Regions from separate parts of the Mus musculus genome. Here region 2 is linked to region 1. A link is a loop called in an ENCODE intact Hi-C map of the cell type or tissue named here. Cell type or tissue: left cerebral cortex. All regions are shown on one strand. Links, peaks and the distances in the headings refer to the core of each region. The heading gives the core; the rest is flanking DNA. Region 1 holds the start of Gm28166 (a long non-coding RNA gene). Region 2 has its middle 19 kb from the start of Gm23949.

Region 1 (15,304 bases), core at 2,661-10,660:
GGGGAAGAAATGGAGTGACATTTGTCTCAGTGCAATATGAAAGATTAGAGTTGGCTGGATAAAGAGGGGGAGGAGGGGCATGGGTTCTTGTGAAACACACGCACGCACAGGGACACACACACACAATTTCTCTTTCGCAATGACCTCCTTATGCCCCATCCATCAGCCTGGGGTTGGCTTATTCTAACTAGCAGATTCCTTTATTCTGTATAACAGGCCCATCAGACACAATCTGCATGCCAATTACTGGCACAGACCCCTTGATACCAAAAAATGGAAATTAGCTGTCAAGAAAAGCCTTCAGCTGGCCAGGCCTCTTCTGGCTCTCTATTTCCGGCTCATACACCCCGTCATTCTGCCCAGCGCCCTGCTCTCGCCAGGGAGTCCCCGGTGGAAAAAGTCATCTAAAAATACAAACATATTTTATTATTATTAGTATTAGTTGCTGACTTTCTCAGTACAATGTGAAATTCACCAGTGGGCAAAAGCTGCTTAGGGCGGAAATGGGTGAGAGAGGTTGATTTCTGATAATTGCATTTCTGTGGGAGCAGATCAAGTCGTCCCATGAAAGGACATTCAAAGAAACTGAGGGTGAAGGCAGAGGAGAACAGACAAAGAATGGGATTCTGTAACGGAGATAACAATCAGAACTTTCACACTCAAGAATGGGCCCAGGCAGGGTCGAAGGGACAGAGGTGAGCAGAGCTCTGTGCACGAACAAGCTTGCAACCAGGCTTCGCATCCTAATTGCCTCTTGAAAAGCCAGGCTGTGGCCAGCTGGAGAGCCTCCAGCACACAGGGAACACAGAGAGTGTGTTGCCGGCAAGATCCCTCCCCTGCTACTTGCAGGGACTCTGAAACTCAGTTCCTCTTCTCTTTTTGCCAACATGAGTCACAGGCAGAGGCAGTCTGTTTTCCACCATCCAAGATGTAAGCCTCTGTGTTGAATCTCTTTATAGGACAAAGGAGTCTCTGATGGTCACCTGGAAGATTCCGGGTGGGGCCTTCATTCAGGGAGGGACATATCACCCCGATAGTATAGTTCTCATTCTTTAAAAACATTTTTAGTAAGAGGACTGATGACATAACTCAGTGGTGACTCATTGGCCCCGCATGTGTGAGGCCCTAAGTTCAACTCCGGATTGAAAGAAAGAAAAAAATGAGTAAGGAACAATTATCTAATCGTCTACTATTGTATGTTTTCATTATGACATAATTCAAGACTTGCTCAAGATCTGTCTCCCTTCATTAGTAAGTAGCAAGTAGCCATCTTTAAAACAAACAAACAAAAACCTCTTCTTTCCCTGTATTCTGAGAGCTAAAAATTGTCAGACAGAAATCTGGACAACTTTAGATCCCCTTGTCCAGAACGTGGTGTGTGAACAGCTTCATTCACCCAGCATCTACAGTGAGCAGCTGCAAGGTCGGCACGGCAAGCCAGACACACTAATGAATGAGGTGAGCAGACACCGACCGCCATTATGAGTGGTTCGTGAACAAGTCCCATGACTCTGCCTTGAGGAACATGTGGGGACCAAATCCAGCTGACATTCCTCATTAGCATTCATTTTCTTTTCTTTCTTTAAGATTAGGTCTCACTCTGCAGCCCTGGCCAGCCTCACACTTACTCCCCAGGCTGGCTTGGAACTCAAAGAGATCTGCCAGCCTCTGCCTCCTGAGTGCTGAGATTAAAGGTGTGTGCTATCAGACCCAGCCTTATCATCATTTCTTGTCACTCTTATTTTGAAGAAGGTATTGTTACAGGTCTCCTCACCCTCCACTTGCTTTATTGGCTGTTTTTTGTTGTTGCTTGTGTGGTTAGTCTGTTTGACAGGGCCACTGAGATGGCTCACCGGGTAAAGGTGCCTGTCACCAAACCTGACGGACTGAGTTTCATCCCTAGAACCCACAAATTGGAGGGAGAGAGCCAATCCCCATAAGCTGTTCTCTGAGTTCCATGCATGTTCTGTAACATGCATACCCTCATGCTTGTACACACACACATGTAAGCATACAAATAAATAAATGGTATACATTGCATACACTAGCAAGATTTTGCTGAAAGGACCCAGATATAGCTGTCTCTTGTGAGACTATGCCGGGGCCTAGCAAACACAGAAGTGGATGATCACAGTCAGCTATTGGATGGATCACACGGCCCCCAATGGAGGAGCTAGAGAAATTACCCAAGGAGCTAAAGGGAACTGCAACCTTATAGGTGGAACAACATTATGAACTAACCAATACCCCGGAGCTCTTGACTCTAGCTGCATATGTATCAAAAGATGGCCTAGTCGACCATCACTGCAAAGAGAGGCCCATTGGACTTGCAAACTGTATATGCCCCAGTACAGGGGAACCCCAGGGCCAAAAAGGGGGAGTGGGTGGGTAGGGGATTGGGGGGTGGGTATAGCGGACTTTTGGGACAGCATTGAAAATGTAAACGAGGAAAATACCTAATAAAAAAAATAAAATAAAATAAAAAATGTTTAAAAAAAATAAATAAATGGTATAATACTGCATGGATACATGCATTGCAAGCTGAGACACACGCTTAGGGTTAGCTATTCAAAATATCCTTAAAGGTAGAGATGATGATCACTGTTTGGATAAGTCAACTATGGAAGATGAGGAAAGTTCTGTAAACTGAGGGTCCTCAGGCCAGAGGAAGAGAAAGAATGACAAGGGTCTATGAAGTAGAAAATCAGAGGTAAAAAGCCCCTGAACTTTAGCCATACCACATGATCACACCCCAGCCTGAAGCTAAGCAGGATGAAGCCTGGTTAATATTTGGATGGGATGACCACCGTGGCCATGAGGAGGCAAACGTAGTTAAAATTCTAAGGAATATGGCTGAGATTAGACTCAAATGCACTACTATTCTCCTGAAGAGGCAGAGGCCTGGGATAAGAAGCAGAGACGAGAAACAGTAGAGACCTGGGCTAGAACTTTGGCAGGACTCTTACTAGACCGACTAGGCTCCGCAGAGAACGTCATAGAAAGGCTGAGCTGCCCAGGATGCTGGGGAAGAGTCTCCATCGGCATCACTGAATGGTTTACAGGCATGGAAGACAGAGAGAACAGCCAGGCTACAGCTGGCCCACTGGGTGCAGGAGTGAGCCATGGAAGACAGAGAGAACAGCCAGGCTAGAGCTGGCCCACTGGGTGCAGGAGTGAGCCATGGAAGACAGAGAGAACAGCCAGGCTACAGCTGGCCCACTGGGTGCAGGAGTGAGCCATGGAAGACAGAGAGAACAGCCAGGCTACAGCTGGCCCACTGGGTGCAGGAGTGAGCCATGGAAGACAGAGAGAACAGCCAGGCTAGAGCTGGCCCACTGGGTGCAGGAGTGAGCCATGGAAGACAGAGAGAACAGCCAGGCTACAGCTGGCCCACTGGGTGCAGGAGTGAGCAAGAGGAAGTTACGATCAGGTGAAGGGACTAGAACAAAGTCACAGCACTGGCACATCACTTACAAATACCTGCACAGATGGACGTTCCAGGTGGCCCTGAATGCTCTCTTGGCTTATGCAGCCCAGTGAGCCTCTGGCCACCAGTGAGGGTCAAACTGGGTGTCATCCTAACATCTTCACCCCGTTTCCTATCGTTATTTAGATCTATAAGTCTTTAGGGGGCAGCTGTGGGGAAGGGAGAGAAGTGTGGTTTTATAAAGGATATTTTGAATAGCTAACCCTAAGCGCGTGTCTCAGCGTGCAATGCGTGTATCCATCCAGGCTTGTCAGTGGAAACCAACACAGAGTGCTCTTCTCCCCAGATTAAACAAAGATGTCAGTGCAATTATCTTGGGTCCCATAGGTGACACTAGCGCAGCCAGTCCCATAGGTGACCACTGAGTATCAGGTCCAGTTTACATGCCAGGTTCTGTTGTGCCACATGGAAGGCAGCCCTTGTTGTGTCAATTGTGTAAGTGACAAGTTCCCTGCCATCGGGCCGGCACTGGATCTCGAGTGAGCCCACCGGCCCCTTTCTAGCTGTGTAGGTGAATTCTTTGCTACTTGGCTCTAGAGGAAAATGCATCTTACATAAGGTGCGGCTCCCACAGATACGTCGTTGTTAATGTGCTTCAGCCTACCTTTGCCAAGGCTATTATCACGGCTACACTCAGCGTATATCTTTTTTATCGGTGTGTGTTGTACTTGTGGCAAAAAAAAAAAAAAGTGAGACCATAAGAATTTCATTCGTTATTTATTGGGCAGGGTTGGGAGGGGGGTGGAAGCTTGCTGCACTTTCAACCCATACCACATATTTTCCCCAATGTTTAAAACAAAAACATCAAAACTGCATTGCTCAAATATGTGGGGGTTTTAGAATGGGGTTTCCCACAGCTTAGAGTGACTACCTCTAGGTACCTCAGGGGTACCTGTCGGTACAATGCTTGAACTAAACGAACTAGCTAAGGATGAGAGTTATGGGTCAGCCTATCATCACTGTTTAAAATGCATGAAGAAGAGGGGGGAAGAGATGAAGGAGGAGGATGGAGGAAAATTTGGTTTCAAGCTCTTTCAGCTGAGGGAGTGGTAAATTGAAGCTGATGTTCCTATCTCCTCTGAGCCATATTTTCTTTAATATCCAGGAACCCCTGCATGTTGAGAAACTAAGGCAGTCCAACCCAACATTTGCTCCATGCAGCAGAGGAAGCCCCAAACCACACTTTTAGGGAATACTCATCTGAGTATTTCTACCTCTCCAGGAAGCTCAGAGTCACGGGGAATTATTTTGGAGGTGGTCACCCCACCCCCATTTTGATGGGCCCAGGAACATGGAGATTTGAACCAAGACGACAAACAAGGTTGAACTCATCGGGCAACCAGGTCAGGCTCAGACAGTCTAAGCTGAAGGTGCAGGGGGAAGTTCACAGCCTTTCTCTGGGCTTTGGTTGCTTATATACAGCATTCACAAGAGTGTGTCAAAATGACACTAGTCTTTCCTCTCCACACACTCCAGAGTCTCCCCCTCAGATTGGCAGCCAAGGCCCTGGTTAAAGACCACACTCAGCTATAGCTGAGCTCTGATACATGACAAGGGGACTGACCAGTCTCCACGCTGAGCAGAAGTGTGATACTTGAAAGGGACAAAGTCAGGAGCCAGCCTGAGTCCCTGAGTGGCACTCAAGACTGGAGATGTGAGTCCAAACAGCAACCAAAGCCTCAATCAAAGATGGCAGGCTTTCAGCTTACTGTCTGCCTCGTAGCTTCACTTTCAAACAGGTGTGAAGGCAAGGATTCACAGTGGAGACACTCTGGGTCCTGCTCCATCCTCTTTGGTCTTTCCCTATCTGGCGTCTGCAGGCTTTGATCCTGGTGGTCAGCATGTGATCCACTTCTACACTTTAATCCCTACAAGAAGAAGGCAGAGGTCATGTCTCATCAGTCTTGGACAGGACTGAATACTTGAACAGTCTTGCTCATTTTCCCAAGTTCCAGTCAGGCTACCCAAATCCCTGTGAGCCCATATCACGCATTCCTAGCTCTCACTAAGCCCTTCCTCTTATTGCTCCCAACCCCTGTCATATTTATGGTGCCTTCTACTTGACAGAGAGAGAGAGAGAGAGAGAGAGAGAGAGAGAGAGAGAGAGAGAGCACAAAATGGCTTATCAGATGTGCCCACATCCCAGTTTGTTCCCGATCCAAAATGCTCTGCCTTGTCCTCAACTAGAGTTAAATGATGCTGCACATGACGCCATGGTGCCTGCATTTACTACATATCTAAGAGAAAGGACTCTTCTACCTAAGTGTTTTTAATTTTTAGTTCCTTTCCCCTTCCTGTTGTAGATTGTAGCAGCAATGAACAATAAACAAGGTAAGGTACCCAACATCAAAACCCAAGGAGTAGAATAGGCAAGCATATCACTCTCTCCTCTCCTCTCCTCTCCTCTCCTCTCCTCTCCTCTCCTCTCCTCTCCTCTCCTCTCCTCTCCTCTCCTCTCCTCTCCTCTCTGCCTCTCAGTCACTGTTTCTCTGTCTCTCTGTCTCTCTCTACCCCCCCCACACACACACGCACACACGTACACACATTGCATCGTGTGAGTTTTTCCTGAGGAACCATAATATAAATGTCTATTCACCCCAGAAACAGATGGAAAACCAAAATAATGATTCGAGTGAAGTCCAACTTGGTGGACCAGAGAGTTTATCAGGGTTCCTCGCAGGAGCACAGGGAGGAGTCTCTTAGAAGGGCAGGTAGAACTCCAAAGCAGCTACATTATGGGAAAGCCCACCGAGTATGGGCAGCAGCTCACAAAGGCTGCAACCACGCTAGTTCTCTGCACAGCTTACAGACAGCCTCAAGGAAGCTCTCTGGTTCTCCTGGCAACTGTTTACTGAAACTTACAACCTTGAGCTGGGACCTTGTGGATCTTATTTTCTGGGCTCCCTCACTCTTGTAAATTTGGCCAGCTTTCTAAGTCTTTTGCTTCTCATTCCCTCCAGGAGGGAATGTTTTAATTAGGAGAAAATAGCTACGGACAGACCCAAGCTGGTGATGCCATCCTAATGTAAGAGGAAAATTTTAGAAGCAAAGCATTGCAGCCCTGAGTGGAGAGTGGAGGAATTTGGCCAGAACTTTTTTTAAGAAGATGAAAGATGCCTGGAGTCTGTTTATAAGTTGCAGTGACAACCCCCATTGCAACCCCTGGAGGGCGCAGCCAACATTCACCCGCGTTGGCGTTGGCGTTGGCGTTGGCGTCCAGGAAGGTGGCGCTGAGCACACACTGAGAGTGTCCGCCCTCCAGTCCTGCCCGGGTCCAGGCTGTACATTCGGTTCCTCCACCGGGTCCGTGCTCTGCAGCGACATTTCTGCAGCCCACGCAGGACTCGCGTCCTCAGCCTGCCCACAGAGCATCGCTTGGCCACCATACTACTCAGTAATAATCTCATACATCAAAGCTAGGAGAGCCAGGCCCTGCCTAGGAGCGACTGCGGTCGGCATGGAATATCATTAGTAGGAGCCTCGTGCTCCTCGCCTTCGTATGCAAACTCCCGGGCTCCCTAGAGTACTTCCTGAGGAAAGTGCTCTGCACCACGGACATTTGTTATTTTACAGGAGAGGACTCAGAAAATCCGCAGGGACCCAACCAAATCAACCGATGGTCCTGAACCGACTACCACGGCCTCTATTGACACCTAGTGGCAACCGCTGGAATGACAGCTGGCTCTGGCGCACCCTCCAAAGCTGCTTTGGAAAAAGCCAAATATTGCTAATACAGGTAATTTACAAATATTCAAAAGGAGGACAGAGGGAAGAAAAAAATTTTGCTTTCACTATTTCTTTGAGGATCTATGAACCATAACATCATGGTTAAATATTTTAACTTGGAAAAGGGAAGGAGATATCGAAGGAGAATTGAAGTCCTAGCCATCCATGTCAGGAAAAAAAAGCTGGGTCACAAAGAAAAGAAAACAGAGGGACAGACTGGAGAGGCAAATGAGACCCAATGAGACAACACACATGCTCTCATTCCACACATACATGACTGTGTAAAGGCCTTTGCAAGCCAAGCATAGAGACACACATCTGTAATCCCAGCCTTGGAAGGCTGAAGCAGGAGGACTGTCATGAGTGTCAGGCAAGCCTGGACTATAAATAAAGACCCCATATCAAATTTTAAGAGAGAGAGAGAGAGAGAGAGAGAGAGAGAGAGAGAGAGAGAGAGAGAGAGAGAGAGAGACAATGCAGGCCAGACATGGTGGTGCACAGCTGTAATCCCAGCACTTGGAGAAGCTGAGGTGCCAGGAACACCATTTCAAAGTTAGCCTGAGCTACAGAAGAAGAAGAAAGAGAGAAAAAGAAACAAAGAAAGATGGGGAGGGAGGAAAGGGGGAGGAGAAGGGAGAGAAGAGAAGAGAAGAGAAGAGAAGAGAAGAGAAGAGAAGAGAAGAGAAGAGAAGAGAAGAGAAGAGAAGAGAAGAGAGAAAGACAGAGACAGAGGGAATGTCATTGCAGCAATATTTAGGATAGCAGATCCTGGCATGCTGTATAAATAAATGTATATACCTAACATAACACATTCCATGCAACAAGATTCAAGTCCACAAAAGAGAGCTTTTGCTATTTCGTGACTCCGTCCTCCACCAGCTTGCCTGGTGGGTGCGCACACGCATGTGTTAGAGTACATGCACTTTTGTGTCATTCCTCAGGAGTTATCCACCCTTTTATTGAGACAGAGTCCCTGGCTGGCATGGAATTCACCAAGCAGACGAGGCTGCCAGGCCTCTACTTGTCTCCACCTCCCCAACATGGGGATTCCATGTGTGCACATGGGTTCTAGGGATCAAACGCAGACCCTCGTGCGTGCTGATAGAGCTGTCTCCCCCGCTCTTTATTCATTCTTAGTACAAAGAATGTGGTTTCCTGTGAGAAGTGGGAAGAGGTGGGGAGGGGAGGAAGAGAGAGGGGAGCCAAGCCGAGGCTGTCACTCCTCTCAGTTTGGAGTCTGCTGCCGAGGAGACTTGGTGTGTGCTCACATCTTAGTCTCAGTAGGATGACTACAGTCCTTTCTCAGACAGAGTAGACAAACCCATTTTGGGATGGCATGGTTTTCCCTGGGTGATGGGAGGACTTCATGGTTGTGTGACTTTAGCAGAAATCCATTCCTTCCTGTCCCGGCTGCTTCTTTCCAGGCAGTTGATGCAGGGAAGACTCGTTCAATAGCCTGAAAAACCTCAGTGCTCTGGGCCTGATGCCTGAGAGACTAGATACAAACCGCAGGTGCGAGCACTGAGGTCTCGTCTGCCCTCCAACGGGCTCGGAAGCCCCTGTGCCAAGGGTACAGCTCACAAGCTCCCTCTCCTGTGAGCACATTGTCCGTCCAGCCTGCTTAGCTGGTCAGCCCAAGCCCGAAGCCTACAGAATCTATGGGAAAGGAGTGGGGCTGTAAAGATGGCTCAGTGGTTAAGTCCCTGGCTGTTCCTCCGGAGGATCCAGGTTCAATTAGTGGTGAACCTGGGTCCTGTGACTCACGAGCATCTGCAACATCACATGGTGACTCGCAAGCATCTGTAACTGCAGTTCCGGGGAATCCGAGGCTCTCTTCTGGCCTCCTCAGGCACCATGCACGCACGTGGTACACAGACATATATGCAGGCAAAACACCTGAACATGTAAAATAAAATGAAACGAAAAATTATAGGAGCAAGAAGGTGGTCTGGGCACTACCTCAGGAACTTCATTAATTGTCAGAGGAGCCACGTGTCACCCTGATTGAAGTCAGAACAGCTGGCCAATCTGCAAACGCTTAGGCCAGCTGGGGTCATTGAGTAGTGGCTGCCCTCAGGCCACTTCGTCTGTTTCCTCATTCGCCTCTGTCATTCTGATGTGGGAGATACTGTTAGCTCTATTTTGCGGATGAACAGTTGAAGTCAGGGGAGTTAAGTGACTTTCCCAAGGCCACAACACTTTCAAATAGCTCAACCAGAACTCAGATTCCAGGAGACTAAGCCTAAATAGAACACCTCACTGCCTCAGCTCCACTGTCTCTGCGGTAACAACTCTCCAGGGTGCTGAGCTGCTCCACCCTAGGGGTGACGCACATGCTGTTCTGGATCAGATGATAAGCCTGGGACAGTAGGGGATGGAGCAAGGCCTGCCTGCAGCATGGAAGGAAAGAGACCCCCACCTGCAGAATCAGAGCAGGAGGACCCCTCAGGGCAGCTTGCCCTGTCTCCTTTGTCCTCTAGGGCAGGAGCTGAGTACAAGAAAGGACGCAGGGATGTGTCCTCAGTCATAGAACGAGGAACTAGCTAGCCAGGTCTTCGACATCTGTCCCAAAACAGGCGCAGCCTTTTCTGTGCATAGCCCAGAGCGTTGTTCTTCCTACCTCTTCTCCATGTCTTTTGCTTCTTTCTATCATTCTCTCATTCTCTTTCTCTCATTCTCTCTCTCTTTCTTTCTCTCTCTCTTTCTTTCTTTCTCTTATTATTTATTTATTTATTTATTTATTTATTTATTTATTTTTATAGTAGGCACCACATTCACCATCTTCAAGCGCTCCGTATGAGGCTGGAGACTGTCCACTTTAGCACTTCCCCGGCTGACTGGCTACTCCATCCAGCTAACTTTCTCGCTCATCTTCTTTCCTTCCTGTGCCTACTTTGGGAGGAGCAAGCCCCACCCTCCACTCACCTCCACTCCAGCCTTCTCAAGCTCTAGGCAGTGAGACTCTGTTCCCACCACTAGCACGGCCCTAACAATGATTCCCGCCACAGACCAGAACCTTTACTTCTCCTGTCTTTCGAGCCCAGCACCTCAAAACCAATGCAACCCCAAAGAAGTTCATCATTCCTTCCTCCAGGCCCCCAGCCGCCATCTCCTTCGTTGACTAATACTTCAACCTCAGGCAGGATCAAGCACACACACAGTATGTGGAGCTTTTAGAGGATTGGGGGGGGGGGGATGTCACTATAGGCAGATAGACAAGCTCTTTCATTTCTCTTGTGGCCTCTTTCTGGGTTTCTCCTCTTTAAGTAAAGATGTTCTGAATGGGGGGAAGGGAACCAATGAAAATTATCAGTACAGATATTACTGTCCGTCGTTATATTGTACAGCATCAGTTTTAAATGAAAGTTTTGACATTTAGATGTATGCAAAATCACCAAAATTACCCATGTTATATGAGTGTGTGCGTGCGCGCGCGCGCACCACAGCACACTTGTAGAGATCAGAAGACAAGTTGTGGAAGTCGGTTCTCTTCTTCAGCCATGTATCAAGAATGGTGACCACCGAGCATCAAAGACCAGTTAAGAGAAGAACCCTCTGGCCTGCATGGTGGAAGCCATCAGGATTCTCACTCCCTCAGGCCACACCTCTATTCCACGGTCCTATTGCTGCATTTTCCAGCTGCATTCTGGGAAAGCCCTGCTGCTGTAATCTGGGGCTTTACCTGACCCGGTTGTCCAGTCCCTCATCCCCAGCCTCCTGCCTGCCTCAGGGAAGCCCCAAGAGAGAGCAACAGCAGCACTCAGGGTCTGCAGTGAGGTGAGTGTAGAGCATTCCCCTTAAAACAGCCTTTCCCTGGACGCAAAGGATCGCAGTGTTCCCGGAGAAAGGAACCTTGGTGATTCCACTCGCCCTGTGGACCAGGTCCCATTGCACTGGTTGCAGGGCGGGGCTCTGTCTTCTGAGCCAAATTACCTAACCCCGGATGGGTACCCAAGTGTTGGCTCAAGCAGATTCTCTTCTGGCAGAATCTAAATCGGGGACCCAAGATCTAGATGTTGGTTCCCAGAGCTAAGATGGCTACAAAGCTCAGGAGCTGAGCTAGGCTGGGTCAGTGGAGGGCCTCTGGAGCTGTGGAGAAAGAAGAAAGAACCAACGCACCCAGGGAGGAAATGGGTCAAGGCAATCAGAGGCCACACAGACAGAGAAGGAAACAGTGCTGTGCTAGGCCACCCAGGGCCTGCTCAGACCGGAGGCTTAAGCAAATTGGCACTGGCTTAGAAAAAAAAATTCAAACTCTTGATTGCACAATTAGGACCAAAAGTGAATATTAAGTTTGAAAATGTAAAGTAAATCCTAACGCCATGTGCTACTTGGTAAAATGTGTATGTCATCGGCCTAACTGCCCCGAGTGCCTTTCGGTCACTTCTTGTGCTGACTCTGTAGTCGTTATCATAAGAGGTCACAGAAAGACAGGGAGTCCTCTTCTAGCAGAGATCATCAAAGTTCACCTTCCTACGGGTCATTCAGAAGATTTTCCACCATTTCCATAAATAGTTACCAATGTCTTGTGCACATTTAGGATTGCGGTTGTGTTTAAAGAAATCTGGTTATTTTATTTATTCAGGTGTGTGTGTGTGTGTGTGTGTGTGTGTGTGTGTGTGTGTGTGTGTGTGTGTGTGCATTTGCAGATTTGCAGGTGGGTTGTGTGCTCGTGCAGGTGTGTGTGCACATATACCTAAAGAGGCACAAGGGTGATGATATGTGTCTTCCTTGATCACTCCCCCGAGGTGGAAGTCCCTGGCTGTGTCATGCGATGCAGACTCACGTGGTGTTTTGCTGAGGTAAGACCCATGGAAGGACAGGTAATATTTGGAGAGAGTACAAGTAGGACTCAATGGATAGTGATAGAATGCTAGCACAGCTAGATTTGTTGGTCTGGCGTCTTTGCTCATCTTCACTTCATTGAGAGAGGCACAGCAGAGAACTTCTCCTGGGGTCCCAGCTGGTTCTAGTAGCTTCCGCTGACTCATGCAGTTCTGCAGAGACCTGGCTGTTTCTGCTGGATCGCACAACCACTGTTGATTCCTGTTCGGTATCCTGACACTACTGAAGTGGACTCCTGGTCTCCTGGCAAATGAAGATGAGAACTGGCCCAAAGAACTACTTCTAAACAGGCCCACATCCCCTCGTCCTATTTACCATCTTTTCTCCCCTGCCTTTGGTTGGTGGACTAGAAGGGTGGTTGAAGCATTTAAGAACCCTTATTAAAGTAGATTTTGAAGACTCTAAGCCTGCACTCCCCACTTTATTTACTGAGGTAGAATCTCCTAGTTGAACCCAAAGCTCACCTATGCAGCTAGTCTAGCTGACCATCTAGCTTGACCATCTGCTGTCCCTGCCTTCTGGGAGATGGAACTGCAGGCTTGTCACCACCATCACGCAGCGTGTACAGGAGTTCTGGAGATCCCCGGTCCACTCCACACACTTGTGTAACAACTGCTCCACCCACTGAGCCATCTCCTCAACAACAACAACAAAAAAATCCAAGTTTGAAAGTTTTCAGAGCTCTTCACAGTGTGTGTGTGTGTGTGTGTGTGTGTGTGTGTGTGTGTGTGTGTGTGTACAAGCACACACCATGACTAAAGCTGAACACTTAAATATTCTTGGAACTTATGACACTCACTTGTCACCTTTGGGTTTATTATGAGATTTGTGCTGTTACTCAGAAAGTATCTTTGCTTTGAATCAATGTTGGGAAAATGAGACACAGATTCCAAACAATTTTATTTTTCAACAGCGGCTTAGCTGTGAACTTAAGAGCTGTGTGCAGAAACAAATAGAGAAGCCTGGCCTGGAGCCAGGAGCCAGAAGCCAGGGCCCATCAAACTCAGGTTCCACGCATCAGTTTTACAGCCCTGATCAAAGAGATCTCAGTGTTCCAAGGATCAAACCAAGGGCCTCACGTACACCCACACACAACCATTGGGCTACAGCCCAGCCACATATTTCTGTTGCAAAGTCAGTCCACTTGTGTTCTCCTTGAGTGCTTCCTCTTCTGTTTTGTCTAGAGTCAGGGGGTGTTGGCCTCGTGATGCCAACATGATCGGTAGCTCTTCCCTCCTTCTCTTCAGCAGCTCGGTACAGACAGTGTCTATTTGTGTACCCTCTTAGACTCCTGACTTTCAAGTGTACCGAGCACTCACTGACATGTCATCTCAGCTCTGGCTGCAGGACCCTCGTGACACTGACTCCTTTTTCCTAAGGATTTCACTCCTTCGTGTGAACCTCCATGAGCGCCTGGCATTTTTGTTCACTGGGCAGACATTTACTTTGAGCCTTTAGCACAGGGTAGAATCTGCAGGGGTTTTAATGGGTGCGGGGGTGTTTGGTGGTTGTTGTTGTTTTCCCAAATGGGAATGAATACAAGAGAACAAAAAGAGGGGGGAGTCACAGCAAGTTGAGATCAACCCTTGAAAAGTGAAAGCTTCACAATGCTACAGTTTCTGATCTTGTGTGTTCTTGTGAGTGATGACAGTTATTTCTTTTTGTTCGGTTGGTTGGTTTTGTTTTATTTTGTTTTGTTTTTGTTTTGTTTTGTTTTCCAGACAGGGTTAAAGACGCGGGCCAGGACACCTGGCCTGAGATGACAGTGTTTGTTTGTTTGTTTGTTTGTTTTGTTTTGTTTTGTTTTTGAGACAGGGTTTCTCTGTATAGCCTTGGCTGTCCTGGAACTCACTCTGTAGACCAGGCTGGCCTCAAACTCAGAAATCCACCTGTCTTTGCCCCCCCCCCCCAAGGTGTTGGGATTAAAGGCGTGCGCCACCACTGCCCAGCAAGATGACAGTATTTGTAATCACAGTGGCATTCTGGCTGCGCACTGTTCCTAGAGAATCCCAAATTGTCCCCTGAAATCAATTACGGAGCCCCCAAAGTCCCGACTCAGCATTCTCTAGGAGCTTTATTTATGATCTCAAAGTAAACTTAAAAGTATCCTTGAACTTTGGACAAATTGATCTGGGGTGGGGGGCCTTGTGCAGCTGCGGCTGCAGGCACGACCTTAGGATGAGCAAGTATGAAAAACTTGCTGAAGGTCCCTAGGCAATCTCGAGGCCTGTAGTGTGTGGTAGGTGAGCAGTTCAGGTAGCAGAGTAAAGGTAAGAGCTACCTCGTGCTATTTCGGGTCCCTGGAGGGCTTCTGTTCAGGTTCTCTTCTGTGTGGATCAGTTTCCGGCCTCTCCCAGGGCTGCCGATTGCTCGCTAAGGGATGCAAGGAGTGAACATTGCATCTTCTTTGTGAGCCTCCCACTCTGGCAAGGAATCACCAGGGTCCCAGGAGCCGGAAAACCAAAACCAAACCTACAGTTTGGGTCAACAGGGATGTTGCTCTGACTTCACCAACTATGCACAATGCTTTAGATTGAATGATCGGGGGGGGGGGGGGGGGTGGACGACTGGGATAAAGGTGAGTGGCTTGCAGAGTAGAGCAGAGGCAGAGAAAAGGGACCACTGGGCACATGCTCTGGTGTCAGTGAATGCAGAGAGAGAGGACATGGTGGCAGCTAAACTTGCAAGTGACAATGGAGAAACTCTATGTTCCGGTCTAAGCCTGGGGACTTTCTCCAACTGAGCCTTGGTTCCAGGAAAACTAGCCTGGGCTTTTCCCTTTCTCTCATCGGGAAGCCCACGGAGCTTCCTCTCTAGTGGGAACAAATGGATTTTTTTTTTCAGAATTCGCCACAAGGTGGCACCAGACACCGGTAGACGCAATGAAGTCGCTTCCCGCCGGGTGGGCGGTAGAATTGGGCCACCGGATCAGGTCAGGCCGGATTCAAAGGAAAAAGATCCGCATCCCCAGAAAAGTCACACAGGCCAAAGAAGGAAATAGGCCCACGGAAAACAAGACGCCTATTTTAAAGAGAAAGGGAGGAGTATCACAGAGGAGAGATATCATCGGCATTGCAACTCCTCAGTAAAACGGAAAGTTTCGCAAGAAACCTTGACTAGACAGTAAAGTGCGGGAAACGGGCGCTTGACGTGACAGGGGACAGTAACGTGTGGGAAGCAATCGATGGAGAGCCCAGAGAGGCAATTACAGGCCTGCAGGTGGATGCAAGTGGTGTCTGGAGACAG
Region 2 (15,304 bases), core at 3,018-11,017, 720 kb before region 1:
CTTGGGTCCTGTGGAAGAGCAGCAGTACTCTGTATACCCGAGCCATACACCATGCCCCAGGTCACTTTTATTCTTTAAACTCTTTAAAGTACAAAAGCCATCGAAATTAACTTTAAAAAGATAAAAATAAGTGAAAATATCTTCCACTTATTGGAAGATTTAATGTATTAAGATGGTAACATTTCCCAATTGGATCCAATATACTCTATTGAAAGGTTAACTTCAGCCTTTCCCCTTCTCTGCTTTCTCCTCCTTCTTCCTCCGTCCTCCCTCTGTCCTCCACTCTCTCTCTTTTTCACTACATAGACCTGGCTTGCTTGGAACTCCCTATGTAGACCAAGCTGGCCTCAAAAGTACAGAGAGATCCACCTGGCTCTGCCTCTCCAGTGACTTCTTCGTCAAAATGGACAAGCTTATTCTAAACCCATGGAATCTAAGATGGTCCATGAGAAAGAAGAACAAGATGATAGGACTTAGCGTTTCTGATTTTAAAACATATTCCAGATCTACAGTGATCAAGGCAGCATGATACAAATATATAAGAATAGACACATAATTCAATAAATGGAACTCAGAATTCAAAAATAAACCCTCATATTCTGGCCAACTGAGTCTTAAAAGAGTTTTCTAAGACAATCCAGCGGAGAAGAAGCACAGTTCCTTCAATGAGTAGGGGGTCAGCAGGATATCTGGATTTAACAGGATAAAGTTATATCCCTGCCTCACACCACACATGAAAACCAATTCAAAATGGACCAAAGAACTAAGCACAAGAGCTAAAACTACAAACATCTTAGAAGAAAACATTGACACAGATCTTTATCTTGGAGCAGGGGCTAGTTGCTTGGGTATGACACCCAAAGTATAACCTACAAATGAAAATGAAAAAATTAGACTTTAACAAAATCAAACTCCTCTCTCTCTCTCTCTGTATGTATGTATGTAAGGTACCATCAAGAAAGTTAAGAAAATTGACTGAATATGGTGCTGTGAGAAACCTTAAGAATTTGGACTAACACTTCACTCTGAAGCATGAAGATAAGCTAAGAAAGTGTACAGTTGGCTCTCTTTGGAAGATTTCCGTATGTTAAACACTCCCGGGGAAAGGTCTTAGGCAGTGATCACATTCCCCAAATTGTTTGTGAACATGAACTGAGAAAGAGACTTTTCTCTTTCTCAGTTTTGATTAATTGGGATGAAGCAAAATTTTAAGTGTAAAATCTATAGTCACCTTTAGCTAACATAGGGAACAAATTAACTGAGTAATGGCAAGCAGAGGAGAGGAGAAGGCCTGTGTGAGAAGCAGTTGGGATAGTGACCATCTCTGTCCTGGTTTTCCTACCAGCGCCCACCGCATGTCTTATCGGAGCAAGGGCAGTATCGGGAAGTTCAGGACTGCTTCCTGCTCTCAGGAATCAGCAGCAGAATCAGGCGAGAGCAAACAAGGTGGGAAGCCTGGTTTCTGTTTGACTAGCTGTAGGCCTGCTTGGCTCCCAGCCATCTCCCAGTATTCAAGATGAGAACTACACGATCATGTCAGGGGTCCTTTTATCCAGGGGAGCTACAAATTTACACAAGGCGTTTTGGAGTCATGGGAGAAATTAAGACGCCAACCTGATTTCCTCCCACTGAGACTTACTTTAAATGACATATTTATTTATTTTTTCCTTATCAGGAAAGTCATATAAAACACAGAAAAATAAAGAAAAAAATGAAAGTGCTTTCCAATATCCAAACGAGGATGGCCAGGTGGAGCCCAGAGGACTTTTGGGGTATGGAGCTGATTTGTGTCGTTTCTGTGGTGGTAGGCACCTGCTGCTAAATATTTGTCTAAACTCCAGAAAGCACAACGCTAAGCCTGAATCCTGTGGACTCTGGGTGATGCTATGTCAATGTAGGCCCATCATCAGTGAGAAAAGCACCAGTTAGTTGGTGGGGGGCAGAGATAACGTGGAAGGTCCTACATAGGATAGGTATGGGATGAGGCGTGTTTAGGAAATCTCTGTTCCTTCCATTCAGTTTCACCACGAACCTAAAATTATTGTAAAGATAAAATCTAAGAAAAATAAATACATAGAATATAAAAATAAATATATATTTCAAATTTCTAAATCATAAAAGCACAGAAAATAATGTATAATTCTCCCTTTAGAAGTTACTACTCCCAAAAATTTGTCTTCATTTACCTCTAATTTTCTCTTCCAAGCATTGCATACATTTTTACATAGCTGGTCTCAGATGACACATGTGGTTTTTAATCATGCTTTTTAAGTTTTAACTTTATATTTAGAAGTATTGCCTTTCTTAAGAACTCATTTCTGGAGCCTGTTTCAACATTTTGCCCTGTAGCACCATCAGGTTTGCTTGCTGCTGTTTCCACTGTTGGGCGTTTAGGTTGTTTCCAGAGTTTGCTTCTTATGTGTGGCATGAGTTTTTGAAAAAAAAAAAAAAACCTGGAAAGTCTGAACTCTCAAATCTTGAGGGGTAGGAGTTGAAAGCTAGTGCTCAAGATGTGAGCCAGGCTTCATTATTTCATACAACATTGTCTGAGGGACTCATGGCCAAAGAAGTCCCCCAGAAACTATGGGAAGTGCTCCTTGCTGACTCAGGCTTTTATACAGTTCAGGACCACCTGCCTAGGGAATGGTGCGGTCCACACTGGGATCAGCTCTTCTATATCAGATAACAATCAAGACAATCTTTTACAGACATGCCCACTGGCCAACCTGATAAAAACGATTGCTCCATTAGACTCTCTTTTCAGGTGATTCTTTTCTGTGTCAGTTGACAGTTGATGCTAACCAGGACAGAAGGGCAAGAGAGAAAATGGGTAGGAGAGAGTCCCAACATCTAGCATTGGTATCTGAGGGGATTGTGGCAGATTTATGGATGTTAAAAATGCAGCTGGAGGAGGAACCATTTTGGAGGTTATAGAAAGAGAGGGAAGGGCTTGGGTGGACAGAGGCTGTCTCTGAGATATCTTGAGTGGTGTGCAGAGGAGTTCCATGGTTAGTTGTAGGGATCTGGAGGCACAGACTTCTGAGTTCTCAGCACGGGGATGACACCTGATGAGAGAGGCAAGATGATGGTTAGAGTAATGAGATGGCACAGGAACAGAGTGCAAAGGCAGTTCTATAGAGGGCCCAGATCTGGTCTTTGGAATACTATCAACCCTTAGATGGCAGGCAGAGTGAGAAACACCAGCAAGAAGACTAGGGAGGTTGAGCACAGAGGTAGAGAAAGCTGTGTATGTAGGGTCACAGAAGGTAAAAGAAGGATGCTAGGAGAAAAAGAAGAAGAGTAGAAGGAGGGGGAAGAGGAGGGAGAAGAGAGGGGGAGGAGGAAGAGAAGAAAGAGAATGGGGAGAAAAGGGAAGGAGGAGGAAGAGGAACAGGAAGAAGAGGAGGGGAAGGAGGAGGAAGAACAGGAGGAGGAAGAGGAAGAGGATGAAGATGAAGAAGAGGAAGAAAAAGAAAAAATGGAAGAAGAGGAAAAACAAGGAGAAAGAAGAGGAAAAAGGAGGAAGAAGGGAGAAGAGGAAGAATAAGAGGAGGAGGAGGAAGAGGAGGAGGAGGAGGAGGAAGAAAAAGAGAAAGAAGAGGTGAAATATACTTTTTGCTGCTAGAGGCCAAGCAGGTGAAGGCCTGGGGTTATTTTATGGGTTGATTGACAAGTAAGTTCACTGGTGCCTTTTTCAAGGATGCTTTTAGTACGTAGGAAGGATGCTGGAACATAGAGGAAAGGAATGAAAAAAGGAGGGAAATTACAGTAGAGACTTTTGTTTTAATCATAAACTTGCTCAAGAAAGGGCAAAGGAGAAATAGGATCATGAGAAAGAGCATGGAGTTGGAGGAAATTTTGGAGATTGAGTGGGAGGCGTGGTTAGCGTTTGTAACTGTGACAGACCGGAAACCGGAAGAGAAGGAGAGATACTGGAGGGAAAGTCACTGAGAGCTCAAGTCTCTGCGAGGACAGGATGAAGTTCAGACAAACAGGGCATTCATACATTCCATTCACTTTAAGTGACCTTTTTATCGTTTTTTTTCTCTGAGCCTCCTCCTCTTCTGCTGACGTTTATGTAGTTCAGAATTTGCTCCGCTCCAAAGTGTGTTTCTCAGGCTGGCGAGCTGATGCAGGGGAGGGGTCAAAGTCCGTGCTAAAAACAGAACGCTATCCCAGAAGGCGAGAAGTGACTCCCTAAAGATGTCCTCTGACCTCCACACGTTTGGAGATCACGGCATGTATGCACCTGTACACACATACATCACATTAACAAATACAGTTTAATAAAAAAACTAATATCTCTTCTCGACCACCCTCAATTTGTTCTTGAATTTACTTATCCAGTCACTTATTCATAAGTTCATACATAATTCAGGTTCTTGAGCAACCGTTATGTTCCGGGATGAGAAGTGAGTGGGTTCAGAGCCTGAGATTTAAGGTTGTCTGTCTTGCCCAAGCGCCGGGAATCCTAATCTTCTCCATTGTACCTCCTCTTAGCTGTACAATCTCAGTGCTTTTAGACTAAGAAGTTTGCTAGCTTGCAGAACCTGGTTCAGCAGCCCTGGCAAGGCCGGAGAGCCTGCATTTCAAGTAAGTTCCCAGGTGAAACCTACATTCTAAGTAGCAAGGGTGTAATTGGTGCTGTCTGAGACATAGGAAGGTGGCCAGATAAAAACACAGAATGGCTAATAAAACTTGAATTCCAGCTAATAAGGACTTTACTATAAGTATACTCCAAAATTTAGAATTAAACATATTTATACTTAAATATTTATTAGATATACTAAGAAATTTTGTGTTTACTGGAAATTCATATTTAACTGAGCACCAGGTATTTTTATCTGTTAAGCATGGCAGCCTTACATAAGACTGAAGCTGCAGCTATGAACTACATTTGTGGCTCTCAGTTTTCTAATAGCTGTGTTTTAAAAAGTAAAAAGGAAGAGGAGAATTAAGTAATGTTATTTATTAAACCCACCATTTAAAAAAAAACAAACCTTTCAACAGATAATCCATACGGAAATTCTTTTCCAGTTCTAAGGTTTTGAAATCCAGTAAACATTCTGCATTTCCATCTCAAATAGAGTGTTTATTCTTTCCTGCTTTAATATTTAAAAAAAACCTTGAAAATAAAACAAATAAAAGAAAATAAAAACATCATATACTAAAATGAACTAGACTTAAACTACATAATTTAATGAGTTTTATATAGTTAGTTGACATTAAAAAGAAATCTGTGAAGTTTCATGTTAAATTTGTGCATGTAACCACCACCAGAACAAACAAACAAATATGATCTGTGATAGAATTAGAACTAGAAAAACATTTAGCTTTATAGATATAAGCTTGTGTCCATTAATTAAGCCCTTTCTTTTAAAAAAATATTTATTTTATGTATATGAGTATACATTGTAGCTATACAATGGTTGTGAGCCTTCATCTGGTTGTTGGGAATTGAATTTAGGACCTCTGCTCACTACAGTCAATCCTGCCTAATCCGGCCCTGTAGCTGTCTTTAGATGCACCAGACACATCAGAAGAGGGCGTCTCATTAGGGGTGGTTGTGAGCCACCATGTGGTTGTTGGGATTTGAATTTAGGACCTTCAGAAGAGCAGTCAGTGCTCTTACCTGCTGAGCCATCTCATCAACCCCAATTAAGTCCTATCTTATTTCTTTATATTTAGCTTTTTTTTTTTAAATCTTGGTCTATTTTTCTCATGTTATACTGTACCCATATGTACATTTCTTTACACATACATATATTACATATAGAGGACACACACACACATAGATACACAAACACACTCGACTCGATTCGGCATATGCTAGAGAACACATGACTTCTTTCTAGATTGTGTGATGTCATGTTTAAAATATTATATTTTAAGCCCATTTTTTTCCTGCAATTTTTTTTTTAATTTCAGTTTTCTTTAGGGCCGAATAGTCGTCGATAGCAGTTCCTAGCTGCTGGTGGCAGCACTGGACAACACAGATCCAGTTCTCTCCAGGTTGTGTGGAGTGCAGTGGCCTGTGGCTCAGAGCTTGTTTTAAAAGCCCTTAGGGGATTCCAATTCACTTTTGTCTCCAATCTCTCAAAGCTGCCAGAAGGCGCACATTCCGGTGGTGGCAGCCGCCACGAGAGGGAGCCAGCAGCTCGGAGTAAAGCCTGCTGCAGCTCAGCTCAGGGTTACAGAAACTCACAGCCTGTGTTTGCCACAAACCTAGCCAGGGTTTTCCAGCCTGAGCCACTCTGGGGGAACTCTGTTGCTTGTTGGTTCTTTCTATCGGTAGTATCTTGATCATGGCTTTTCACTTCAGCCCAATGGGAAGGTAGGAAAACCCCCCAAAGTTTGCTCACCAAGGTCTAGTCCTCCCAGCTGTGTCCTGGAGGCAGCAGGTGACACAGTAATAGGGTGAGGTCCCTGAGTCCAGCTACTAAACCACTCTTCAGTTCCCCTTCCCTGCAAAGGCGGTGGGGGTAACTGATTGCCTCCTGTGCGAATCGCCAAACCTCACCGCTCCTCTAGGCATGGAATCGGTTCTAGCTGAAGGTACTGGAGTAGGGTTTGCAAGTTCTGCCGATGAGCCTGAGTGGAAGGCTGTGCGCATGAGAATAGAAGAAGGAAGAAGGCACAGGGGATTTGGATCCCTGATCCTGGGTTCAGTGTCTTGCTTTCATTCATGCCTCTGAGCCTCATTTATGCTGTTCCGTAAAGGAGATGGACAGACACCTGAACGGAGGAACGCATGCGCGTAAAGCAACTGGCCGACCAAGGGCGGGCTTCAAGTCTCTGGCCTCTACCTCAGAGGCAGAAATGATAGCCTGACTCTCTTGCTTCTGGTGCAGGTCTTACTTTCCACTTCTCAACCATCCACGGTTATCTCTTTCCTGCTAGTTGGGGTATCTCGTTCTGTCTCCCTATTAACCAGAGCTGGCCGCATAACCAGGAGCCCTGCCTCCAGTCTTTGGACTTAGATCGAATTTTATCTATGGTAATTTAATCAAATTCTGGCTTATTTGACTAAGCAAAAGGCCATTGTTAGAAGAGTGCTAAACATGGCCTCCATCCTGCCCTTGAGGAGTGAGACAGCTGGTTATATTCATGAAAGGGAATCAAGTTCAGAGAGCAAAAGGGTGTGTGTGTCAGGGTGGGAGGTTGGGTGGGGGTGGGTGGGGCTTGGTGCAAATTTCCTGTGAGGGAGAGTAAAGCGGAGAGCTGCCTGCTCATTTTCAGTGGCAGTCTTCTGGATGAAACTGGTTAGCTATACAGCAAAACATCAGAAACGAAGACAAAAGACAAGTGTCAAATTGGCCCACAGATTAGCCCATTCAGATTTGGAATTTTGAATACCATCACAGAACATTCTGGTTTATTATTTATTTATTTTGTGTGTCCCATGCTGCAGTTGTGGAGGTCTCCGGACGACTTGAATGGGGCCAGTCTTTCCTTCCACTGCGTGGGTCCCAGGGATTGAATCCAGGTCTTGGGACAAATGCCTTTACCAGCTGAGTCTGTCTCTTTTTAACTGAGGTCATAATTGTAGCGTCAAGTGATCACAGGGCTGTCTAGTAAGCTCGAGAGAATAAGGAAATCACGAGGCTGCTGTGTTCACTTTTAGTTGGTAAAGAAATGAACACCCTCTGTCCAAATATTAGAATGCCAACAAAGACAAAAATAAAAATTGCATGTGTGTGTGTGTGTGTGTGTGTGTGTGTGTGTGTACCTGTTTCTCTGGGTGTACATGTAGATGCTGGAGGTCAATGCTAGTGTCTCCATCTTACTTTTGGAGATATTGTCTCTTACTGATCCTAGAGCTCATAGATTTGGCTGGTCTAGCAAACCTCAGGAATTATTCTCTCTCTGAACACCCACTGCTGGGATTGCAGGCACACAGCCAGACTCAGCCTTATACACTGATGTTGAAGGTCCAGCTCTTTATACACTAAGCCATCTTCCCAGTCCCTGGCTGCGTTTTTAGCATGTCAACTACAACATCTATTCAACATGTTAGCCATACATCTCATACCTTTTCTTTCTTTTCTCTCTCTCTCTCTTTTTTTGACTTAGTAAGTCATGGTATAGTTTTAAGATTTTATTACTAAAGATCAACCTCAAACTTCCAAGAAGCTTAATATTATCTCAACATTTGAGTGTATTTTTATTTAATGTGATTAATGCTGTATTAGTGTATGTACATCTCCAATATTTTCTATTTTAAGTGAAAATGATACAAGTATCTTAGAACGGTAATTACTTCCTGATTTCATTATTTTCCTAGGATAAACTCTATGAGGCAGAATATTTGATACAGACATAAAACAAGTTGAGATTTTAAAAGGATCATTTTCATTGTCTTCAAAGCTAAAACTTTTCAATATTTTTATCATTTCAGGAACAAGCAGGTGGGGTCCTGTCCCTCTTCCCCCCCCCCCCCCAACTTGAAGCTTTTGATTTGCTTGCTGATGAACATGGCTTCCTACCTGAGTAGACATTTTTATTTTTCTGTTTTGATTTTGGTATTCATGTTACTGAGTAAAGGTTTAACCAGAATAACAAATCCACTACAAGGTTGTATTTAGTATCTTTTGAAAGTAAAATTGATATCAAATGAGTTGGCAGAAGTAGTCACCCCCAAATTATACATAAAATTAATTCTTACAATTACTATTTTGGATCACTTTTTAGATTTTTTAAATGCCATATTCTTTTTTTATTAGGGCTGTAATAATATTGCACAATGAGTTCTGATCATATCTATGCTCTCCCCCAACTCCTCCCACATCCATCTCTCTCCTGTCTTCCCTCTCTAACCTTGTACCCTCTTTTCTCCTTTCACTCAGGAGTTTATGCTTCCCATACATTCATGGACACGTGGCCTTTCATTAAATGTGGGTGATCTGCCAGTGGCAATGCTTTTAGAGAAAACTGACCCCCCTTCCCAGTGGCTATCAATTGCCAATAGCTCTTTGTTTAGGGGTGAGACTCTATGTCCGTCTTGTCTCTCTCTGTGCTATGATTGACTAGGTCAGGCTTGGCTTGCATGGGTCTTGTGTACGCAATCACAATTGCTAAAACATAATTTTGAATTGACTCCTAATAACTTACTGATATACCCATAGATTAGTGCATCAGTCAGCCCTCCTCGGGGAAGGCTCTGTTGTCATAGGATTAACACAGAGACCCACATTTTCAGAATTCTTTCTTTTTTCTTTTTCTTTTTGGAATTGCTTTGCTGATTTCTTTTTCAGTGTGCCTGTCTTGGTGTTTAGAAAAGCTACAGTTATGGTATATTAATTTTGTATGTTGCCACTTTGCCAAAAATGTTTATTAGATTTAAGAGTTGTTTTTGGTGGAGTCCTTAGGGTTTCTTCTGTATGGAATATGAAAAAGGGACTCTTTAATCTCTTCTCTTCTTACCTGTATCCTTTCTGTTGCTTTCTCTTGTCATATTGCTGTGGTCAAGACTTTGAGCACCGTATTGGATGAGTGACGAGAATGAATTCACTTTGGTCCTGATCTTAGTGAGAATACTTTGAGGATTTTCTCCACTCATTGTGATGTTGGCTGTAAACTTCTGTTTTAATTGGTTGGGAGACTTTTTACTGAGTTAGTCTCGTTGTTAGTATAGGTCTGTTTAAGTTACCTATCTCATTTTAATCTAATTTTGGGTAGGTCGTAGGCTTCTAGATTCTAGAAATTCATCTATTTCTTTTATATTTTCTAACTTAGAGGAATTTACATTTTAAAGCATGGCCTTTTTTTGGATTTCATTGGTATCTCTTGTTATGTCTCCATTTTCACCTCTAATTTTGTTAACTTGGGTTTTATCTTTGTTACTTTTGGTGAAATTGGCTAAGGGTTTACTGGTCCTGTTTATCTTTTCAAGGAATTTTTCATTGATTCTTCATATTGTTTTTTTTTAAGTTTCACTTCTATTTTATGAATTTCCTATCTTAATTACATCTTCCTATCTACTACTTTTGTGTTTTTTGAATGTTTTAAAGTGCATCATAAGTCATTTATTTGAGATCGAATATATATATATATATGTATTTAATGTGAGTATACTGTTGCTCTCTTCAGACACATCAGAAGAGGGTATTGGATCCCATTACAGATGGTTGTGAGCCACCATGTGTTGCTGGGATTTGAATTCAGGACTTCCTGAAGAGCAGTCAGTGCTCTTATCCACTGAGCCACCTCTCCAGCCTATCTAATAATTCTTTATGTGGGCACTGAATTCTATAGGCTTTTCTTCTAAGATTGCTTTTATTTTTTCCCACTTATTTGGCATATTGTATACTCATTTTCATTCAATTATAGGAATTATTTTATTTCTTGATTTGTTTATCATTGTGTGTGTGTGTGTTCGTGCTGTCTAGTTTCCATGAGTACCTTGTGCCATTCCTACTGCTGTGGATATTTAGCCTTGGTTCATTGTGACCAGTGAGAACACAGGATATTATTTCAATTGTACTATGTTTGTTAAGGCTTGCTTTCCTTCCTACAAATGTGATCTATGTTAGAGAACACTCCATGTGCTCCTGAGAAGGATGTATTTTCTTAGTGCTTGGGTAAAATTTCTTCTTTTAAAAAATGATTTATTTTTATTTTATGTGTCTGAATGTTTTGCCTGCATGTATGTAAGTGGGTCATGTGCATTCCTGGTATTTATGGGGGTCTCCAGAGAGTGTAAGATCACTTGGAACTGGAATTACTGATGGTTGTGACCTATCATGGGGTGCTGGGAACCAAGTCTGGGTCCTCTGCAATTGGTAGGCCATCTCTTCTGCCTCTGGGTCAAACTTCTTTAAGTATCTGTTAGGTCCATATAATTTATTACATCATTTTTTTTTTGTTTCAATGACTCATTTCTTGGAGAAATAGCATTTATTTTATGAAACTTGGTGTACTTGTATTTATATGTTCAGAACTCTGATATCCTCTTGATAGATTGTCCTCTAGGAGGGTATCGTGTAGCTGTCATTATCTCTGATTTGAAGTCTATTTTGTCAGATATTAGAATAGTTACACCTGCTTGTCTTTAGTTCTATTTGCTTGTCATACATTTTCTTTTTCTCCAAGGGAGTGTCTAGCCTTTTCAAAAAAGTATTTTCTATTTCTTAGAATTATATCCATATGTGTGTCTGTGCACATGTGTGCAGGGGCCTACTGGGGCCAGAGGCTTCAGATTTTCTGGACCTAGAGTTACACACAGTTGTGAGCCACCTGGCACAGGTGCTGGGGTAATAGAAAATACACAACACACACTAAACCCTTGAGACATCTCTCCAGCCTCAGTGGTATCTATCTTTGCTGGTGAGATACATTTCTTGAGAGATTGCAGGTGATCAGGATAGGAGGCGGCCTTACCTGGTCCTTGCTGGGCTATGACAGTTTATCAAGCTCCTGTTGCTAGGGTCTGAGACAGGGTCTTGTTATGTAGCCTGTGCTGTCCTTGAACTGGTGACCTTACTGCCTCCACTGTTTGAGCCAGAATTATACATGTACTGGCTACAATATATCTATATTTTTCTGTATATTTAATTTTAATTTTATTTTATGCATATGAGTGTTTTGCTTGCATGCACGTCTGTGTACCATGTGCATTCCTTGTACCTATGGAAGATAGAAGAGGGCCTTGGGTTTCCTGTATTTGGAGCTGCAGATAGTTGTAAGCTGCCACATGCAGAGTGCAGAGTGGGTGGTGCTGCTCTGCCACTGGGCCATCTCTCTGATGTTGGGAGCCGCGCCCACATTCGCCGTTACAAGATGGCGCTGACAGCTGTGTTCTAAGTGGTAAACAAATAATCTGCGCATATGCCGAGGGTGGTTCTCCACTCCATGTGCTCTGCCTTCCCCGTGACGTCAACTCGGCCGATGGGCTGCAGCCAATCAGGGAGTGACACGTCCTAGGCGAAATATAACTCTCCTAAAAAAGGGACGGGGTTTCGTTTTCTCTCGCTCTTGCTTCTTGCACTCTGGCTCCTGAAGATGTAAGCAATAAAGCTTTGCCGCAGAAGATTCTGGTCTGTTGCGTCTTTCCTGGCCGGTCGTGAGAACGCGTCTAATAACAATTGGTGCCGAAACCCGGGACGAGAAAAAAACTCGGGACTGGCGCAAGGAAGATCCCTCATTCCAGAACCAGAACTGCGGGTCGCGGTAATAAAGGTTCCCGTAAAGCAGACTGTTAAGAAGGATTCAACTGTATGAATTCAGAACTTTTCAGCTGGGGAACGAGAGTACCAGTGAGTACAGCTTTACGAGGTAAGTCTGATCTTGAACTTTCTAACGAAATTCAAGACAGTCTATCAGAAGTAAAGTGGGAAATGGCTTTACAAGGTATATTTGGCCTTGAATTTTTTCTAATGTTAGAAGCCCTTTTGTTCCTTTTCACATGTTATCAAGTGGTTAAGGCAGGGCGGATTCTAGATGAAATTCAGGACAATCTATCAGAAGTAAAGCGGGGAGAGAGAGTAGGAGCAAAGAGAAAATATGGTACACAAAATAAGCATACAGGCCTTTCCAAGGGTCTTGAACCCGAGGAAAAGTTAAGGTTAGGTAGGAATACCTGGAGAGAGATTAGAAGAAAAAGAGGAAAAAGGGAAAAGAAGAAAGATCAATTAGCGGAGGTCTCTAGGAAAAGGAGCCTGTGCTCATCGCTGGATGGGCTCGGGGAGCCAGCTCTTAGTAGCTCTGAAGCAGATGAAGAATTCTCCTCTGAAGAAACAGACTGGGAGGAAGAAGCAGCTCATTATGAGAAAAAAGGGTACCAGCCAGGTAAAGTGCTAGCTAATCAGTTAAGGAAGCCAAAAGCGGCTGGCGAAGGCCAGTTTGCTGATTGGCCTCAGGGCAGTCGGCTTCAAGGTCCGCCCTATGCGGAGCCCCCGCCCTGCGTAGTGCGTCAGCAATGCGCAGAGAGGCAATGCGCAGAGAGATGCGCAGAGAGGCAGTGCGCAGAGAGGCAGTGCGCAGACTCATTCATTCCCAGAGAGGAACAAAGGAAAATACAACAGGCATTTCCAGTCTTTGAAGGAGCCGAGGGTGGGCGTGTCCACGCTCCGGTAGAATACTTACAAATTAAAGAACTCGCCGAGTCGGTCCGTAAATACGGAACCAATGCTAATTTTACCTTGGTGCAGTTAGACAGGCTTGCCGGCATGGCACTAACTCCTGCCGACTGGCAAACGGTTGTAAAAGCCGCTCTCCCTAGTATGGGCAAATATATGGAATGGAGAGCTCTTTGGCATGAAACTGCACAAGCGCAGGCCCGAGCAAACGCAGCTGCTTTGACTCCAGAGCAGAGAGATTGGACTTTTGACTTGTTAACGGGTCAGGGAGCTTATTCTGCTGATCAAACAAACTACCATTGGGGAGCTTATGCCCAGATTTCTTCCACGGCTATTAGGGCCTGGAAGGCGCTCTCCCGAGCAGGTGAAACCACTGGTCAATTAACAAAAGTTGTCCAGGGACCTCAGGAATCCTTCTCAGATTTTGTGACCAGAATGACAGAGGCAGCAGAGCGTATTTTTGGAGAGTCAGAGCAAGCTGCGCCTCTGATAGAACAGCTAATCTATGAGCAAGCCACAAAGGAGTGCCGAGCGGCCATAGCCCCAAGAAAGAACAAAGGCTTACAAGACTGGCTCAGGGTCTGTCGAGAGCTTGGGGGACCTCTCACCAATGCAGGCTTAGCGGCCGCCATCCTCCAATCTCAGAACCGCTCCATGGGCAGAAATAATCAGAGGACATGTTTTAATTGCGGAAAGCCTGGGCATTTTAAGAAAGATTGCAGAGCTCCAGATAAACAGGGAGGGACTCTCACTCTTTGCTCTAAGTGTGGCAAGGGTTATCATAGAGCTGACCAGTGTCGCTCTGTGAGGGATATAAAGGGCAGAATTCTTCCCCCACCTGATAGTCAATCAACTTATGTGCCAAAAAACGGGTCATCGGGCCCTCGGTCCCAGGGCCCTCAAAGATATGGGAACCAGTTTGTCAGGACCCAGGAAGCAGTCAAAGAGGCGACCCAGGAAGACCCACAAGGGTGGACCTGCGTGCCGCCTCCGACTTCCTACTAATGCCTCAAATGAGTATTCAGCCGGTGCCGGTGGAGCCTATACCATCCTTGCCCCTGGGAACCATGGGCCTTATTCTCGGCCGGGGTTCACTCACCTTGCAGGGCTTAGTAGTCCACCCTGGAGTTATGGATTGTCAACATTCCCCTGAAATACAGGTCCTGTGCTCAAGCCCTAAGGGCGTTTTTTCTATTAGTAAAGGAGATAGGATAGCTCAGCTGCTGCTCCTCCCTGATAATACCAGGGAGAAATTTGCAGGACCTGAGATAAAGAAAATGGGCTCCTCAGGAAATGATTCTGCCTATTTGGTTGTATCTTTGAATAATAGACCTAAGCTCTGCCTTAAGATCAACGGAAAAGAGTTTGAAGGCATCCTTGATACCGGAGCAGATAAAAGTATAATCTCTACACATTGGTGGCCCAAAGCGTGGCCCACCACAGAGTCATCTCATTCATTACAGGGCCTAGGTTATCAATCATGTCCCACTATAAGCTCCATTGCCTTGACGTGGGAATCCTCTGAAGGACAGCAAGGGAAATTCATACCTTATGTGCTCCCACTCCCGGTTAACCTCTGGGGAAGGGATATTATGCAGCATTTGGGCCTTATTTTGTCCAATGAAAATGCCCCATCGGGAGGGTATTCAACTAAAGCAAAAAATATCATGGCAAAGATGGGTTATAAAGAAGGAAAAGGGTTAGGACATCAAGAACAGGGAAGGATAGAGCCCATCTCACCTAATGGAAACCAAGACAGACAGGGTCTGGGTTTTCCTTAGCGGCCATTGGGGCAGCACGACCCATACCATGGAAAACAGGGGACCCAGTGTGGGTTCCTCAATGGCACCTATCCTCTGAAAAACTAGAAGCTGTGATTCAACTGGTAGAGGAACAATTAAAACTAGGCCATATTGAACCCTCTACCTCACCTTGGAATACTCCAATTTTTGTAATTAAGAAAAAGTCAGGAAAGTGGAGACTGCTCCATGACCTCAGAGCCATTAATGAGCAAATGAACTTATTTGGCCCAGTACAGAGGGGTCTCCCTGTACTTTCCGCCTTACCACGTGGCTGGAATTTAATTATTATAGATATTAAAGATTGTTTCTTTTCTATACCTTTGTGTCCAAGGGATAGGCCCAGATTTGCCTTTACCATCCCCTCTATTAATCACATGGAACCTGATAAGAGGTATCAATGGAAGGTCTTACCACAGGGAATGTCCA

Evidence for each region. Hi-C counts contacts between places; a loop is a spot of excess contacts. Peaks named below come from ENCODE experiments on the same cell type or tissue, not always from the same donor. Only the 100,000 strongest peaks of a DNase experiment are listed, where the experiment ranks them.
Region 2: a loop joins it to region 1, with 9 times the contacts of the local background. A loop is called at or near these places in 6 of 42 quality-filtered maps.

What each region holds. Positions count from the first base shown.
Region 1 is chr9:100,439,453-100,454,756 of GRCm38, forward strand. It overlaps Gm28166 (a long non-coding RNA gene), which reads left to right and starts at 10,507. Exons shown (of 3, transcript XR_871066.2): 1 at 10,507-10,990; 2 at 11,962-12,015; 3 at 12,209-13,574. In left cerebral cortex, for the core only: CTCF peaks have their summits at 6,616 and 7,153 (motif pointing left); a DNase peak (open chromatin) is centred at 7,098; H3K4me3 peaks cover 621 bases.
Region 2 is chr9:99,724,038-99,739,341 of GRCm38, forward strand. No RefSeq gene overlaps it. Among named protein-coding and RNA genes, the nearest start is that of Gm23949, 19 kb to the right of the region's middle. In left cerebral cortex, for the core only: a CTCF peak has its summit at 6,143 (motif pointing right); a DNase peak (open chromatin) is centred at 6,141.